Linked DNA regions of Homo sapiens: region 2 is linked to region 1. The links are chromatin contacts, found by Hi-C or POLR2A ChIA-PET in ENCODE. All regions are on one chromosome and are shown on one strand. Each heading gives the region's core, a stretch centred on a gene start or an enhancer-like site at or near the end of the contact. The rest is flanking DNA. Distances are from core to core; before and after follow the strand shown. Region 1 has its middle 96 kb from the start of IPO5. Region 2 overlaps FARP1 (FERM, ARH/RhoGEF and pleckstrin domain protein 1).

The links. A loop is a pair of places that touch in the nucleus more often than their neighbours do. ChIA-PET counts read pairs that join two places held with the same protein, here RNA polymerase II (POLR2A). Pooled maps may share reads with other maps.
Region 2: a loop to region 1 is called in a pooled map, with 3 times the contacts of the local background. The contact joins two enhancer-like sites. A Hi-C loop is called at or near these places in 2 of 168 maps with a recorded cell type or tissue (HepG2 and IMR-90), 1 of 37 single-sample maps with no recorded cell type and 1 of 50 pooled maps. POLR2A ChIA-PET finds 5 or more read pairs at or near these places in 3 of 52 experiments (AG04450, GM12878 and activated T-cell).

Annotation. Positions count from the first base shown.
Region 1 is chr13:97,853,424-97,861,289 of GRCh38, forward strand. No RefSeq gene overlaps it. Among named protein-coding and RNA genes, the nearest start is that of IPO5, 96 kb to the right of the region's middle. RefSeq lists enhancers at 3,054-3,123, 3,154-3,273, 3,294-3,393. Within about 2 kb of position 2,693, at least 4 of the 41 ENCODE cell types and tissues checked have a DNase peak (open chromatin) inside an H3K27ac peak, as active enhancers do.
Region 2 is chr13:98,210,976-98,218,841 of GRCh38, forward strand. It overlaps FARP1 (FERM, ARH/RhoGEF and pleckstrin domain protein 1), which reads left to right. Exons shown (of 27, transcript NM_005766.4): 2 at 2,245-2,438. The coding sequence starts at 2,268. Among named protein-coding and RNA genes, the nearest start is that of MIR3170, 6.4 kb to the left of the region's middle. Within about 2 kb of position 3,481, at least 18 of the 41 ENCODE cell types and tissues checked have a DNase peak (open chromatin) inside an H3K27ac peak, as active enhancers do.

The DNA.
Region 1 (7,866 bases), core at 1,443-3,942:
CTTCTTTCCATCTCATTTCACTCCCCCTTCTCCCAGAAATCCATGATACTTCCATTTTCTCTTCCATTAGGGCACAATTAGGAAGGTGCTTGGCATGTAAGGAAGGCCCAATAGATATTTGGCAGTGTTTATTAATGAATCCCACTGTTCTTCTGACACATCTATCCCCTCTAGTCCTTCACCCACGCAGCTACCAAAAATATCAAAACAGCATGAGATGTCATATTTTAATGTGTAACACAAATGAAATGTGGCCTGCTTGCTACTGATTTAAGGTCTAGCTTAGTCCTGTGACTCATTGCAAGTCAAACAACAAAAATCCTTGAAGAGTAAATAGCAAAATTTCCTAAAAATTTCCATTAGACTCTCTCTCCCTAAAGACCCTAATCGTTGCTTTCTTTCTCCAAAAACAAGACAAGGGTGGGGCTTTCTGAACTGGCTCCGGACACCCTCCCTCCTGCTCATCCAGACTTTTCTCTCCTCTTGCTCACTTCCTGCCATTTCACATGCAATCGAATTTCAACTTCCCAAATATATTGTGAGTTCCCCAGATCTTCTCACTCCTTTTCCATGATCAGTGCAATTAAGACATAGAAATCAGAAGGTCGACATGTGAAAAAAAATGCTCAACACCATTAATTGTCAGGAAAATGCAAGTTAAAACCACAATGAGGTATTACCCCACACCTGTCAGTATGGCTGTTATAAAAAAAAAAAATGATAACAGGTGTTGGCAAGGATGTAGAGAAGAGGGAACCCTTGTACATTATTGGTGGGAACATAAATAGGTAAAGCCAGTACGGAAAACAATATGGAGGTTCCTCAAAAATTAAAAATAGAACTAGCATATGATCCAGCAGTCCCACTACTGGCTATATATACAAAAGATATGAAATCAGCATGTCAAAGAGTTATCTACATGCCTGTGTTTACTGCAGCATTACTCACAATAGCCAAAATAGGAAATCAACCTAAGTGTCCAGCAACAGATGAGTGGATAAAGAAAATATGGTGTAAATACACAATGGAATACTATTCAGCCACTAAAAAAAGGAAACCTTGTGTTTGCAACAACATGGATGAGCCTAGAGGACATAATATAATGTTAAATGAAATAAGCCAGGCACAGAAAGACAAACACCACATGATCTCACTTACATGTGGAGTGTTAAATGTCAAATCATATAGAAACAGAGAGTAAAATGGTGGCTACAGGGAAAGAGGAAGTAGAAACGGGAAGATGTTGGTTAAAGAGTATCAAGCTTTGGTTAGACCACAGGAATAAATTCTGGAGAGCTATTTTACAGCCTGGTGACTATAGTTAACAAATGTTAATAATAGCAATGTATGCTTGAAAATTGTGGCCCAGGTGCAGTGGCTCATATCTGTAATCCCAGCACTTTGGGAGGCCGAGGCAGGTGGATCACCTGAGGTCAGGAGTTCGAGACCATCCTGGCCAACATGGTGAAACCCCATCTCCACTAAAAATAGGAAAACTAGCCAGGAATGGTGGCAGGCACCTGTAGTCCCAGCTACTCGGGAGGCTGAGGCAGGAGAATTGTTTGAACCTGGGAGGCGGAGGTTGCAGTGAACCAAGATCGCGCCACTGCCCTCCAGCCTGGATGACAGAGGAGACTCCATCTCAAAAAAAAAAAAAAAAAGGCTAAAAGATTAGCTCTTAAATGCTCTCAACACAAAAGCGTGATAAGAATGTGAGGAGATGGATACGTTAATTAGTTTGATTTAGTCATTTCACAATGTATACCTATATCAAAACATTGAATGTTATACCATAAACATATACAATTTTCACTTGTCAATTATACCTTAATAAATCTGGAAAAAATTAAAATTTAGAAAAGAATATCTCACAATTATAATATTCTTTTAGATATGCTTTTCTGGAATCATTTCCTTTGTATGTTACGGATTAATGTATAATATATGAACATTACAGCAAGGTAATTCAATCTTTGCCTTCCGATCTTTGTGCTGTTGTTATCAATAATTTTATTTCCACATATGTTAGACATGGTTACTATCTTTGCTTTAATCAGTCAAATATATTTTAATAAAAGTTTAAGATGAGAAATAAAAACTAAAATAAAATAGAAGCCAGGGAAAGTCTTGGAATAATTGTTTTTAGTATCTGTCACATGTGATTTGTTGCAGTTAGATTTCATCAAAATGCATTGGCTTTATTTGGAGAAGGCCATGGCAATGTTGGAGCCCAAGCAGCATAGATAATGTGCGTATATTTGGCACTAGGGGGCGATATAGCATTGCTTTCAGCCCTTCACTGTCAGCGCACACGCAAAATAAATGAATTCCCGCTAAGGAAAATCATTCCCAACTTTTCTTCTGCATCTCAAGTCATTGGCTCTTACGTCACTTGGCAAAGCACTCTGAACAGCAGGCCTCGAAGGTCCATTCTTTAAGTTACTGATTTATCGATTTTGTTTGCTGGTGTTTTCACTTAATCCTTGGTTTGCTTTCACTGAGCTCTGAGAGTTTTTTTAAATTGGTCAGTCTTGCTAGAATTCCAAACATACAAACAAAAAAAAACTCTACTGTTTACAGTAATCTACCATGGATCTAGTGGTTGTCTGGATTCTGGCACAGGGACTGGCTCTGGGGGGCAGCTGAATTCTGATGGAAGAAAGCACTAATGCTAATGTGGAAGGCCTGCGCTTGGCTGAGTCCCAAAGGAAGCAATTCCAGGCCCTGACCCCAGGCTGGGCCCCTGTTTCTCGGTCACAAGGGAGGCCAGCTAAGACTTGTGCAACCCGGCTCGAAGGATGTCGAAGCACCCTCAATTTCATATGCAAATGAGAGCCAGTCCAAAAAAGGATTGCAGGGTTTCCCAGAAGGTCCAGCTCCTTGGAGGATTATGAAGCCGCCAGCTGATTTCACATTCCACCTGATTTACAGCATTAACTGCAGATTTTTTTTTAAATATCTAATACGATATGATGCCTACGTGTATCAAGATGGCTCTAAGGAGCTTTAATTTGCATTGGGTTTTTTGGTTTTGCTCAGTCATAGCATGTTCTAGGAGCTACTTGTATCAATATCAAGAGGGTAAGTCCCACCAGCACTCTCAGGAGGAGGCCTTCCTGTAGGTATTCAGGCCCTTGGAAGAAGGGCTGTTGGCCCTAGAATTTACCAAAGGGGCAGAACTCAGGCCCTCTGTATTCTGACGGTGAAGTTTGTGGTTCCCCAAGGAGGAGGAAGAGATGACACAGGTGCTCCCCAGGTGTCTCTTGCCTCCTGGAATGGCCGCCAGAAGAAGTGAAACAGCTGAGCTATGAAAGCTGTAAACTCAGGAGCACAAGGAGGGCAGGGGCTGGGTCCTCCCTCAGAGAACCACAGTAATGAGCACAGAACTCAGTCTGCACCAGGTCAGCATCTCTGTCAGATGGTGCTGGACCAGGCGTCCTCCCTACCAGGGCCACCACTTGGGATGTTGGACGTGAGGCTCACAGAAGCAAGTAGGAGCTGAGATCTTGCCCAGATTTCCTGTGCCACACAAAGAGTCCACAGGGCTGTGCATGCCCAGACGGGCATTCCTCCCTAACTTCTGGAAAGTCCCTGGGGGACTTAGAGGTGGCTCTGACATTGACACGGTGTGGCAAGGAGGAGCTGTGGCAACGGCGAACTGATTAAACTTTGGCTTCACCACCCAACTCCCTACCACCTCCCACCTTAGACACTATAACCCTCAAGTTTTTAAACAACTGGGGGAGCAGGTAGCCCTAAGAAGGAGATACCAGCCTTTCTGCTAGTCAAGAATGACTTCGGAGCTGGGTGTGGTGGTGTGGCCTGTAACCCCAGCCACTTGTGAGGCTAAGGCAGGAAGATTGCTCAAGCCTGGGCATTCGAGGCCAACCTGGGCAACATAGACAGACCTCGCCTCTAAAAAAAATTTTAATAATGATCTTGGGTTAGTTTTCATTTTTTAAGAGATGATGAGACCACGTGTGTGCTGCAAGTTTGTGAAATAACGCATCAATAGCGCTCAGAGTAACACTCAGACGGCAAAGAACTTATCATAATGCCTTTTTTAATGCCAAAATGAGTCTTAGAGAGATTAAGTGACTGTTGCACAGATAATAAATGAAAGAAATGTGAGTACCCAGTTTCTCTCCCCAGTACTCTAATTGATAGATTTTGGAGCAATAGTCCTGCTTTAATAATTAATTCATATTGCTGCATGGATGAGCTATGGGATATTATAGCCAATTCTACCATAAAATATATCATTAAAAAATTTTTTGCAAACTAATTCTTAATTTGGCTAGCTGAGACCTTGGACTAATTCCTGGAACCAAACCCTCTCATTTCTACATCTGCATGGTGACAGGATTGACAGGCGATTTCCAAGGGCCCTTTCAACTGCAGAATTCCCATAGTCTGAGCAAAAATAAGCATTGACTATACAACAGAAATTAAAATAGCTTTACAACAACACTGCCAGGAATTATTCTCCAGATCGTGCAGATGAGAAAACCAAGGCTTTGAGAGATGAAGCCTCTTGGACAGGATCACTCAGCTGGTCAGTAGAGAGGCAGGATCATGAGCATGTGGCTGCGAAGCCCACACTCCATTGACACCCTACATGACCTGCATCAAACAAAATACTCTTCCCTTGGTTTCCCCGCCAATGTTACACACTATGATTCGGTCCGACATACTCTGGGAGAACTCACCACCAGTAGGAGTATGTTCAAACATGGTCACTCAAGGAATGGGGAGTTTGGTGGGGAATTGAGAGTACAGACGATGTGTACAGTGAGAGGCATTATTTGACCAGCAGGCCTGGAAGGAGGAAGGGCTGCCATGGAATCAGGGGATTCAGTCCCCTGGAAGGTTCTGAAAGGCAGCTCAGAGCAGAGGCAGTAAACTAGTGGCCTGCAAGCCATATGTGGCCACAGCTGTGTTTTTGGTGAGCAAAGCACATTTTTAAATTGAATGAGTTGCCAACATTTTTAGATTTTTTTTTTAATCCAGATTTGTAACCCAGGCGGTGCTGGAACTTAACAACAATAAGCTGGAGTAGAGGAGCCCCATCCCCCTGGAGCTCTGCATCTCTAAAGTCACCATCCTGTCTAGTTTTATTAATTTAAGTTAGCTGCCTCTTCAACCACTCCCCATAGGCAGTTGAGGTTAAGACCCTTGTTCTGGAGGCATTGAATTGGCGGGGAAGAGAGCAGCTGTAGCAAGTGGCGGGGGGTGGGGGGTAAATGTCAGAAAGGACCAAAGGATGCTGCTGAAGACAACTTCCCATAATTCAAAATTTTGCAAATGAAGACTGGCCAGATTCTGTGCAATTAAGAACCTGGCCCAGTCCAGGGAAGGGCGCCAGCCTGGCGTAAAGAAGTTTTGAACGTGATCCCGATGCGAGTGCTCACAGCAATGAGAATTAGCTCCAGAACCTCCCCTTCCGCTTCACCTGCTCATAGGTTGTTCTGCTCTCTGATATCCTATTCCCAATCCTTGCTTAATGTGTAGATTCTATCCTGCCCCATTCCTCCAACAAGACTCTCTAAAGTCCCAGTCTTGGGACTCATTCTTGGGTTCTAGCGTTCACTTCTTTTGTCTTGGAGTCTGGTGCCCTGGTTGTGTAAGTCACAGTACTGTGTCACTTTTAAAATTTCTCTGGATTGCAAATAGTTTGTTGGGTAAAGATTGTTGTCTGTCTCATTATTGCATTCTGAGGGGGAAGGGGGAATATCCCCTGAGGATTCAGAACCAACACTTGGACCTTACTCAAGCCCAATTATATATATGTATACGCGTATATGTGTGTATATATATGTTAGAGTATATATATACATATATAAACACACCTGTATACTCTAGATACCTTTAATCCAAGAAATTCAACAAATTAATAGAAAAGCTAGCCCCAATCTTATGATACCTCTGAGGCTCCAGGAAGAAGTATACATAAAACCTTTCCAAAGAGCATATCCCCCAACAAGACCGCACTGCAGTCCTAGATGTAAAATCCCACTGGAAAATCAGCTCTCAATTCAAGATTATAAAATTCACAAGAAAAAAAATGCACCAAGAACAAAAGTCTGCATATACAACAAATATCAAGATTAGATCCTCTAAAGTTTCATTTAACAGAGCCATCTGAGTATAAATAAATATGTTTAAGATTAATTTTAAAAATAGAATTAAAAAATTAAACACATAGATAAACATTCTGAAAAAAGAGCAAGTATATTTTAAGGGGGTCAAATAGAACTTTTAAATTTGTGAAAAAAGATTGTCATTGAAATAAAAAATTCAATTGATGGATTAAGCCACAAATTTGAGGTAGCTGAGTAGAAACCCAGTGAACATGAAGGAAGAGCTGAGGAATTTACACAGCATGAAGCACAGAGAATTAAAAGACAGAAAATACGAAAGAGAAGTTAAGCGATATGGAGGATAGGAAAGAAGGTCCAACATGCTTCTAATGAAAGTTCTAGCTGGAATGCATACAATGGAATACTATACTGCAATAAGAATGAACAAATTACAATACATACAGCATGGATGAATTTCACGAACATAATGTGGAGTGAAAGAGAATTAGAGTATGGCTTCATTTTTACACATTTGAAAAGCGGGTCACACTAATCTATGGTGAAAGAAGTGAAGATAGTGTTTACCCTTGATAAGAGGCAGACAGTGACCCAAAGGGGGCCTAAGGAGGCTTTGGGGGTGCTGGGGCTGTTCTGTTCCTGGGTCTTGGTGCTGGTTAAACAGGGATTTCTGTTTGTGAATATTCATCAGACTGAACACCTCTAATTTTTGTACTTTTTAATGTATTTTATGCTTCAATAAAACTTTCACTGAAGAGTAAAAAAGTTTGAGATAGAAAAGAGAAAACAGGACAGGGCTGAGAATGGGGGCTCACGCCTGTAATCCCAGCACTTTAGGAGGCCACAGCAGACAGATCACCTGAGGTCAGGAGCTTGAGACCAGCCTGATCAACATGGTGAAACCTCATCTCTGCTAAAACTACCAGCCTGACCAACATGGTGAAACCTCTTCTCTACTAAAAATACAAAAATTAGCCAGGCATGGTGGTGCATGCCTGTAATCCCAGCTACTTGGGAGGCTGAGGCAGGAGAATCTCTTGAACCCAGGAGGCAGAGGTTGCACTGAGCCAAGATGGCACCATTGCACTCCAGCCTGTGCAACAAGAGCAAAACTCCATCTCAAAAAAAAAAAAAAAAAAAAAAAGGAAAGAAAACAGGACAAAAACAACATTCTAAGACATAAGGCTGAGATTTTTCTGGAAATGACAAAATGCATGATTCTGTAGACTCAGGACAACAATGAATCTTTTGGAAAATAAATTAAAATAAATCCACATCTAGACATAGTGTGGTTTAACTGCAGCAAACAACAGAGCTTTAATGCCATCAGAAAAAAAAATGAATGAATGAAATATCATCTACAAAGAAATATCATCTACAAAGAAATCACAATAAGATTAATTTCAGACTGTCCAGGTGCAGTGGCTCCTACCCAGCACTTTGGGAGGTCAAGGTGGGAGGATCACTTGAGTCCAGGAGTTCAAGACAAGCCTGGGCAACATGGTGAAACACCATCTCTACAAAAATTGAAAAATTAAAAAAAAAAAATAGCCAGGTGTGATGGAACAAACCTGTGGTCCAGCTACTCAGGAGGCTGAGGTGAAAGGATCCCTTGAGTCCAGGAATTCAAGGCTGCAGTGAGCTATGATCATGCCACTACACTCCAGCCTGAGCGACAGAGCAAGACCCTCTCTTGGGGAAAAAAAAAATTAAAGATTAATTTCACACTTCACAACAGTAGCAAAAGAAACTAGAAGACTCTGAAATA
Region 2 (7,866 bases), core at 2,231-4,730, 360 kb after region 1:
GCATGAATTGTTACAGGTGATTTGTAACTGGATGCCCCAGCCCCTGCCCTCCCAACCCTCTTTCTTTAGTTATATATAGTACCATCCTCAGGCTCATTTTTCTGAAATTGTTGTTGTTGTGTTGTTACTCTTCCCTCAGTGGCTCCTGCTGCCTGCAGGGTAAAGACCATATTTTTCAGCCAGGCATTTGAAGTCCTCTAAAGGAGGGGTCCCCAGATCCTGGGCCGTGGACCAGTGGTCCGTGGCCTTTCAGGAACTGGGCCGCACAGCAGGAGGTGAGCGGCAGGCGAGCATCACCACCTGAGCTCCGCCTCCTGTCAGATCAGCTGCAAGCATTAGATTCTCATAGGAGCACAGACCCTGTTGGGAACTGCGCATGCGAGGGATCTAGATTGTGCGCTCCTTATGAGAATCTAATGCCTGATGATCTGAGGTGGAACCATTTCATCCCGCAACCATTGCCTCTACTTTGTCTGTGGAAAAACTGTCTTCCACAAAACAAGTCCCTGGTGCCACAAAGGTTGGGGACCGCTGCTCTAGCACCTGACTTCAAATCATTTCTAAAATACATCTTGAACTCTCTGGCTCTGATTCTCACTCTTTTTTGCCTGTGCCATCGTGTTTCTGTCCCGTAACTCTGTGGATGCCATTCCACTTCCCAGGAGTGCCTTTTCCTTGTCTGTCTCCTGTCTCTTTCCAAGTATTTTCCAACATTTGAGACCAACTTGAGTTCAATTCTCACCTTCTCCATGATGGAAGGCTTCCCTCTCTTTTAACCACTTCATCTCACCTGGAAATCTCGTTCCCTTATGTCCTTCTGACACTAAATATGCAGCCACATATAAATATACTGGCTGAGTGGTCCAGTCGTTAAGCAGCCAGTATTGACCTCCACTCCGTGTGAGGCATTGTGCCTAGGTAGGCGCTGAGCTGCAAAGGACATTCGAGATTGGGTTCCTGCTTTAAGGGCATCACAGTGCCTTCTCCACACACGTGGGCTCAACCACCATGATGTGGCTTTGACAGCCACGAGCACAGAGGGGATAACACATGTGCTCTGCACCAGATGCCAGGATGTGACATTTGTTTTCGTTTTTGAGATGGAGTTTCACGCTTGTCCCCCAGGCTGGAGTGCAGTGGTGCAATGTTGGCTCACTGCAACCTCCACCTCCTGGCTTCAAGCGATTCTCCTGCCTCAGCCTCCCAAGTAGCCAGGACTACAGGTACATGCCACCACACCTGGCTAATTTTTGTGTTTTTAGTAGAGGTGGGGTTTCACTATGTTGGCCAGGCTGGTCTCGAACTCCTGACCTCAGGTGATTCACCCACCTTGGCCTCCGAAAGTGCTGGGATTACAGGCGTGAGCCACCGTGCCTGGCTGGGATGTGACATTTGAACTGAATTTTAAAGCAGTGGTAGAAGTTTCCAGGTGAAGAAAGAGGGCAAAGCACTCAGCCACAGCAAGCCACGCATGTGGAGACCTGGAGCCAGACAGAGGCAGCGAGAGGGGAGGGAGAAGCTGAGGGTGTCATTAGACAAGAGTAGACTATCTGGGGAGGAAAGATGATTGTTTTTAGGAAAATAACTGTTGATAGTATAGTATAGTGTGTAGAATGGCTTCTTGGGAAAGGGGAAATAGTTGGGGGGGTGGGTGGCTGGAAAGAAATGAATTATTAGGTGGTTATTGTAATAGAAATAGACACTAGAAACCAAGAAAAATGACCCTACTCTCTGTTGCCTCTGTATGAGTGTATGTCTGCGAGTGTATGTCTATTTCCTCAACCAGATTATTAGCCCGAGCTCTGCAGTGCGCGTTTTACCTGTTTATCTTTAGAATACCCACAGTACTTAGCATGTAACTATGTCCATAAAGGTAATTAATGGATGCTAATGATATGGTTTAGGCACTGTTTATCATCTTCCCACCAGACTTCAATGTGTAAAAAGTAGTGCCTAGCCTAGCTCATTGTAGACACTGAATAATTAAGAACAGACTGTAAAACGAGAAAGGAATAAAATATGCAACAATATGCAAAATTATTCAAAAGAATAAAGTATGCAAAAAGTATTTGCATGCCTTGAGTGCTTAAAGGTGACTTTGTGAGTGAACCGATGCCTCCCTATATGTGATTCCTGTGCAGGGGATGGAGCCCCCTGCCCACCTGGGTGGGGTTCAAGGTGGCACACAGCTTGGGTGGTAGTCTCCTATTCTGATGTGTTTTTCTTTCTCACTGCTTCCTGCAGATATTCTCTAAGCCGCTTTCATCATGGGAGAAATAGAGCAGAGGCCGACCCCAGGATCACGACTGGGGGCCCCGGAAAATTCGGGGATCAGTACCTTGGAACGTGGACAGAAGCCGCCCCCAACACCTTCAGGAAAACTCGTGTCCATCAAAATCCAGATGCTGGATGACACCCAGGAGGCATTTGAAGTTCCAGTAAGTTGGGGGCTTATCTGTAACCCAGGAGTGTGGTAGGGGACAGCCTTTGGTGTGAGGAGGTTCGGCTCATTCCCATGGCCAGTGACATGAGGCGGCTGGAGGTCCTGCATGTTCAGCACCTCCCTCCCCGCCCCCCAATGGCCCCGCTGACCCGTTCTGGTTTCGAGCTCTCCAGTGTCTAGATTTATGCTTGAACCACCCACATAGTGATGTCAGTGGCCTCGGCACTTGAATTTTACTATGAACTTTCATTCAAATATATATATGTAATCTAAGTGCATATGTATATGTTATGTATATATATGTAACTGGAGGGAAGAGTGGTCTTGTGGCTGGATCCCAGTTTAATTTACTGGTCATAGACAATTCCTCTCTCACATTGGTGCTTGTGCGTGTGTGTTTGTGGCAGGGGGGCTGTCGAACTCAAGTCCCGGTTACTGGCAAGAACAGTCCCGAGAGCATCATTAAAGAGCCACGTGTGTTTTCATGTGAGGGAATCAGGAGAGCCTGTGCATGCAACCCCACAGGGCAGGTGTGGGAGTATCGAAAAGCCTCCTTCCGAGCCTGCCATATGGCAGCCCTAGAGATGGGGAGGCCCTGCCACCGCAGGGCCCTGGACAGAGCAGCCTGGGGGCCGGAGGTGTCACAGGAGGAGCCGGCAGCCTGGGCCCCTCAGCAGCTGGAGCCGTTGGAGCCGCTGGAACCTCTGGTGCTCCTCACTTCTGCTGTTCTTCTCCGAGCCCCTGCCTGGCCTCTCCCAGCCTCCTCCTCAGATCGCTCCTGCGGGAGGATGAGAAGCTGCCGCCTGCTTCGTGCAGCTGGTGCACATCTTATTCCCGGCAGGAGAGGAAGTGGGAGTGTCTGGCTGGCTAAGCAGCAGGCCCACTCCCTCTCATCGGCTCAGTCCAGAGAACTCTTAACACTCCTCGGATCTAGTATTTTGGGTTTTCTGTCTGGAGTATCAAATACCATGTCTAATATTGTTTGTGGAGGAGGAAGATAACTCTTGAATTCCAAGCAGCCAACTTACAAACAAACTCTGGGAGCACACCTGTTTTTAACATAGAGATGATCTGTGTGTCATTCCTGTTGGCTAGAGGGGCTGGAATTTAGTAGTCGGCATTAACGTTGGTAACCCATCATTTAATCACTTATGGGATATGAGTCAGCGAATTATATTTATTTCAAAGAACATTGCTCAGAGCACATGAACTAACATTAAATGTCTCAGGAAAAGATAAACTCAGAACAGCTATGCTTAAAACCACCAATTTATTGCGCACTGCAAACAACCTTTGTGTTTTCTGATTTTCTTGTGGAATTTGTATCTTTCAAGGACTTGGGACAGCTTTGTATTTTGGTGAACAAAGCTATTGCTCATCTGCTAAAATCATAGACTGTTGAGGAGAGCCCCTGCCATGCAGTTAGAATTGGGCCTCCTGGCACACGTGGTCCGTATGTGCGCCACCTCACCCACTTTTTTGTCTTTGTTGCCAGACTGGTTCAGTGAGGTGTTTCGTTTCAGTGTTTCCTGTTGAGCACTGTGAAGGACTTCTGAGCCCAGGTTTCTAGCACACACATTCTATTACACGGTGTTTCTGAGTGGGTTGGACTGTGGAACTGGCAAATGCTGCTCTTGTGTGCACTCACTCCAGGGATCGTTGGACTGTGCTCACCTGCAGTTCTTCTTGAAACCAAAGAAAGTCAAGACCCCATTCCTAGCTACTATTTAGCAGCTATCCAGGAACTCCCTGCCCAAGAAGTAGTAATAGAAATGTGTTTTTATCTTTTAAAATGATTTTTCTTCATAATTTCTGATGGCTTATGCTTTGCATTTATAAGCCCTTTGTCTGGAAGGAACCTTTCTCATGCTCTCTAATAAACTCCTGTGCATTCTTAAAAGCCCTATCAGTTTTACCTGGATGCCTACTCTCTCAAGCAGGGCTTTTTCTTCCTTCCTGCAGACCACTTTACTCATATACCTGTCAGATGCACAAGGGAGCCTGGGTTCAAATCCCAGCATCTCCTACTGAGAGTTGTGCAGCGTGAACAAGTTATTTAACCTGTCTGTATCGATAAAATGAGGCTAATAATAAACTCGACTTTATACTATATGAGAATAAAAAAAGAGGTGACACAAAGTGTTTGGAGCAATTCTTGACATGTAGTAAGAGCTTAACTAAATAGTAGTAATGACATGCACGTCCAACTGCCTGCCTGTTCTGTCTATATCCCCAGCATCTAGCATGGCACCTGGCATATAGTAGCTGCTAATTAAATGTTTGCTGACTGTTAGAGTGAGTGTGAGTTTATTTTACAAGTAGAATTAATGCCATTGTTCGTTTTCACATGTCTCCTCCATTCATATTTTTCTTTTTCTCTTTTTTTTTTTTGAGACGGAGTCTTGCTGTGTCTCTAGGCTGAAGTGCAGTGGTGCGATCTCAGCTCATTGCAAACTCCTCCACCTGGGTTTAAGCGATTCTTCTGCCTCAGCCTCCCAAGTAGCTGGTACGATAGGTGCCTGCCACCACACCCAGCCAATTTTTGTGTTTTTAGTAGAGACGGGCTTTTACCATGTTGACCAGGATGGTCTTGATCTCCTGACCTCGTGATCCGTCCGCCTTGGCCTCCCAAAGTGCTGGGATTACAGGTGGGAGCCATCACACCTGGCCATATTTTAATTTTTCTAGTTTGGTCAGAATCTTTCTCTTAACCTCTGGGAAACAGATGTATTCCTTAACTGGCTGTAGAAAGTCACATATCAGCATTTTTATTGGTGGAGCTGATTCTGAGTCAGTACCTCATGCTGTTTAAGAGCAGCCACGGCCAGGCCAGCAGCAGCTGAAAGGCATGGGGGCTGGCTGTGATGGCCCAGTCATCAGGGATTGGGAGGAAGGTGACTACAGGGTTGTGAGAGACTCAGCTCCCCAGTCTTGCTTTAAAACCTTGCTGTGAAACTTTTTGCTGGGAATTCAAGGCCAAGTGTCTGACCCTGGAAACGTCCTTTGATGGAGTGCCCCAAGTGAATGACTTCTCATGGCTCAGTCACATTTGCCACGCAGCTGAGCTGGGCACGTGGCCAGAAGTCCCTGCAGTTTCCTTTGGGGATGACTGGTGTCTTTCCCTGGGGGTTGAATTTCCTGGGCCTTTGCTTATTAATTTTATTTTAAAATACGGAATTATAGGCAAAGCAGTCATTTAAAATGCAAATCCCCTAAACACTTCCTGGAACAAAGAACCACACCATCTTCTCCATGGTGTCTCCGTCCTTCTTTGTACCCTAAAAAAATTATTATTAAAGAGATCTACCTTTTGGGAGGCTTTGGCAGTTAGCTCCACGATCTTTTCCATTCTGTAGCTGTTTCCACAAGCACCTCTGTGGTTGAACTTGGACTGTCTTTTTAGGTATTTCCTCTGCAGAGTGGAAAGTTCAAGCGCAGTATTTATAGTAAATTCTTGCATGGTGTTTTTTCATCTTTATGTGGAAAACACCGTGCAAATAAGCTTCAGCCTGTGGTTTATGATATATGCAGCTTTCTCTTCCAACCAGAGGTTATGAAACAGAGTGACTCTTGGGCATCTGAAAGGGTTAATAAGGTGCCCCTATGCCCGCCCAGGCCATTTCCCTGATGGTTCCTGGGAAGGTTTTCTGTGTCCCCTCCTCGTGACCCGGCGGGTAAACAAACACAGTTCCCACTGACATTAGTAGGATGAAGCAGATGGTTTCCTCTCCAAGTGTTTATTCAGTTTATGTATTTTCATTAGCAGTGTTTCTATAGGAAGAGCAGAGGAAATAAGACACAGCCATTTTTATTTTTTATTTTTATTTTTATTTTTTGCTTCTTTTGAGCAGCCCTGGTAAAAAAAAATGCTTGGGGAAGATGCTCACAGGTGACAAAAAAGACACCTAGTGCCTGTCGAAGGGTTAGAAGGAGTGGTGGCCAGTTGCAGGCGGGTGGACGATGGCAGAAGCCCAGAAGCCCCCCAGGAGAGCAGGGGCAGGAGTTAGTTGCTGCAGAGGGAACTCGGCGTCTACGACCGTCGTCGCAGGAAATGATCCTTGTAACTTTCTCGTGTTGCTGTCTTGTCACTGCTGTACTCGAGCTTTTGTAGCTCCTGAGACTTAAGTAGCATTCATCCTTTGCCTGAGGATCAAGTGTGGGCTTCGTAGCTCGGGGAGCCTGGGAGAGAGCAATGAGCCTCCATGGAGGGGCCCTGTACACCGGGAGGTGCCTGGGCAACTCCCATGGCTCATCTCAACCACAGTCCTCGGCGGTTTGTTTTCTGCATTAGCTTCTCATGCCAGAACACCCTCTTATTTGTTTACCTGCTTAGTGTTGGCCTCTTGCAGGTAGAGTGGCCACTCCTTGGAGGGCAAGGCCTCTTGTTCTTGTTCGTCATCATATCCTACGCCGCAGCGGTGCCTGTGCATGAAACTGACTGGTGACAGTTCTGCTCGGTCGTTTAACTATACGAGAGTTGGTGCTGTCCTAGCATAACAAGGGAAAGAGCAAGTGGGAAGAGCTTCTGAGTCCCTTCCTCGTGTTTTCACAGCGTGAAGGTGGGGCTGGGATTGGAGTCCGGCCCGCCAGACCCTCAACTTACCCATCTTCTGGGCACTAAGAGCCGCCTCCTTTGTGAGATTCGCGGACTTCCTCTGCCTCCTACTCCCACAGAGGTGGTCCCTGTTCAGCTTGGCCCGGCCCTCCCCCACCCCACATCCTCGCCCCACATCCTCACCCCATGCTGCCCTGTTCTTACCTCTTTCTAAACACCCACGCCATCCTCACCCCGAACACATTGATCAAAATCCCACCAACTGCCAGGCCTCTCCCAGGCTTGTGCTCCAGGCCAGCCTTCTCTCCTGACAGTGCTGATAGCTCACCTCCAATCAGACCTTGAATCATGGTCTCTAATCTTGCCCCTCGCACTCATTATTCCTGGTGCAGTGACTCAGTTTTTTAATCTGCAAAATTAGGCACTGGGGCCTGATGATGTTAAAGGCTACCCCCAACCCCTTTCCTTCTTTGGAAGTGAGGACCCTGTGTTGACATGCTCCTTGACAAATTAACTTTTTGTGACTGTATTTGTGAATTCTCCAGACAGATGGTAAAATCTTTGAGGAAAGAGGTTTTTAATCTTAGAGCAAACCTTGAGGCCCCCAAAGCCTGATTAGACACAGTGGGTACCGTGTGTCTACTGTTAAAGAAAGCTATGTGATGAGAGTGAAGAAGCATGCCACGATTTATATGTCCCATGCCAGTTGCGGGCCGCAGGAAATGTTGTGATTGGCCTTATGTGCGTGTGGGGTGGCTGTTTTCATAAAACTCACTGCACTCCATGCTGCACTCCAGGCTGAACTCTATGCTGTTTGACCATGGGAAATGGAAGACGGAAAGAAATATTTTCTTGATAATACATTATT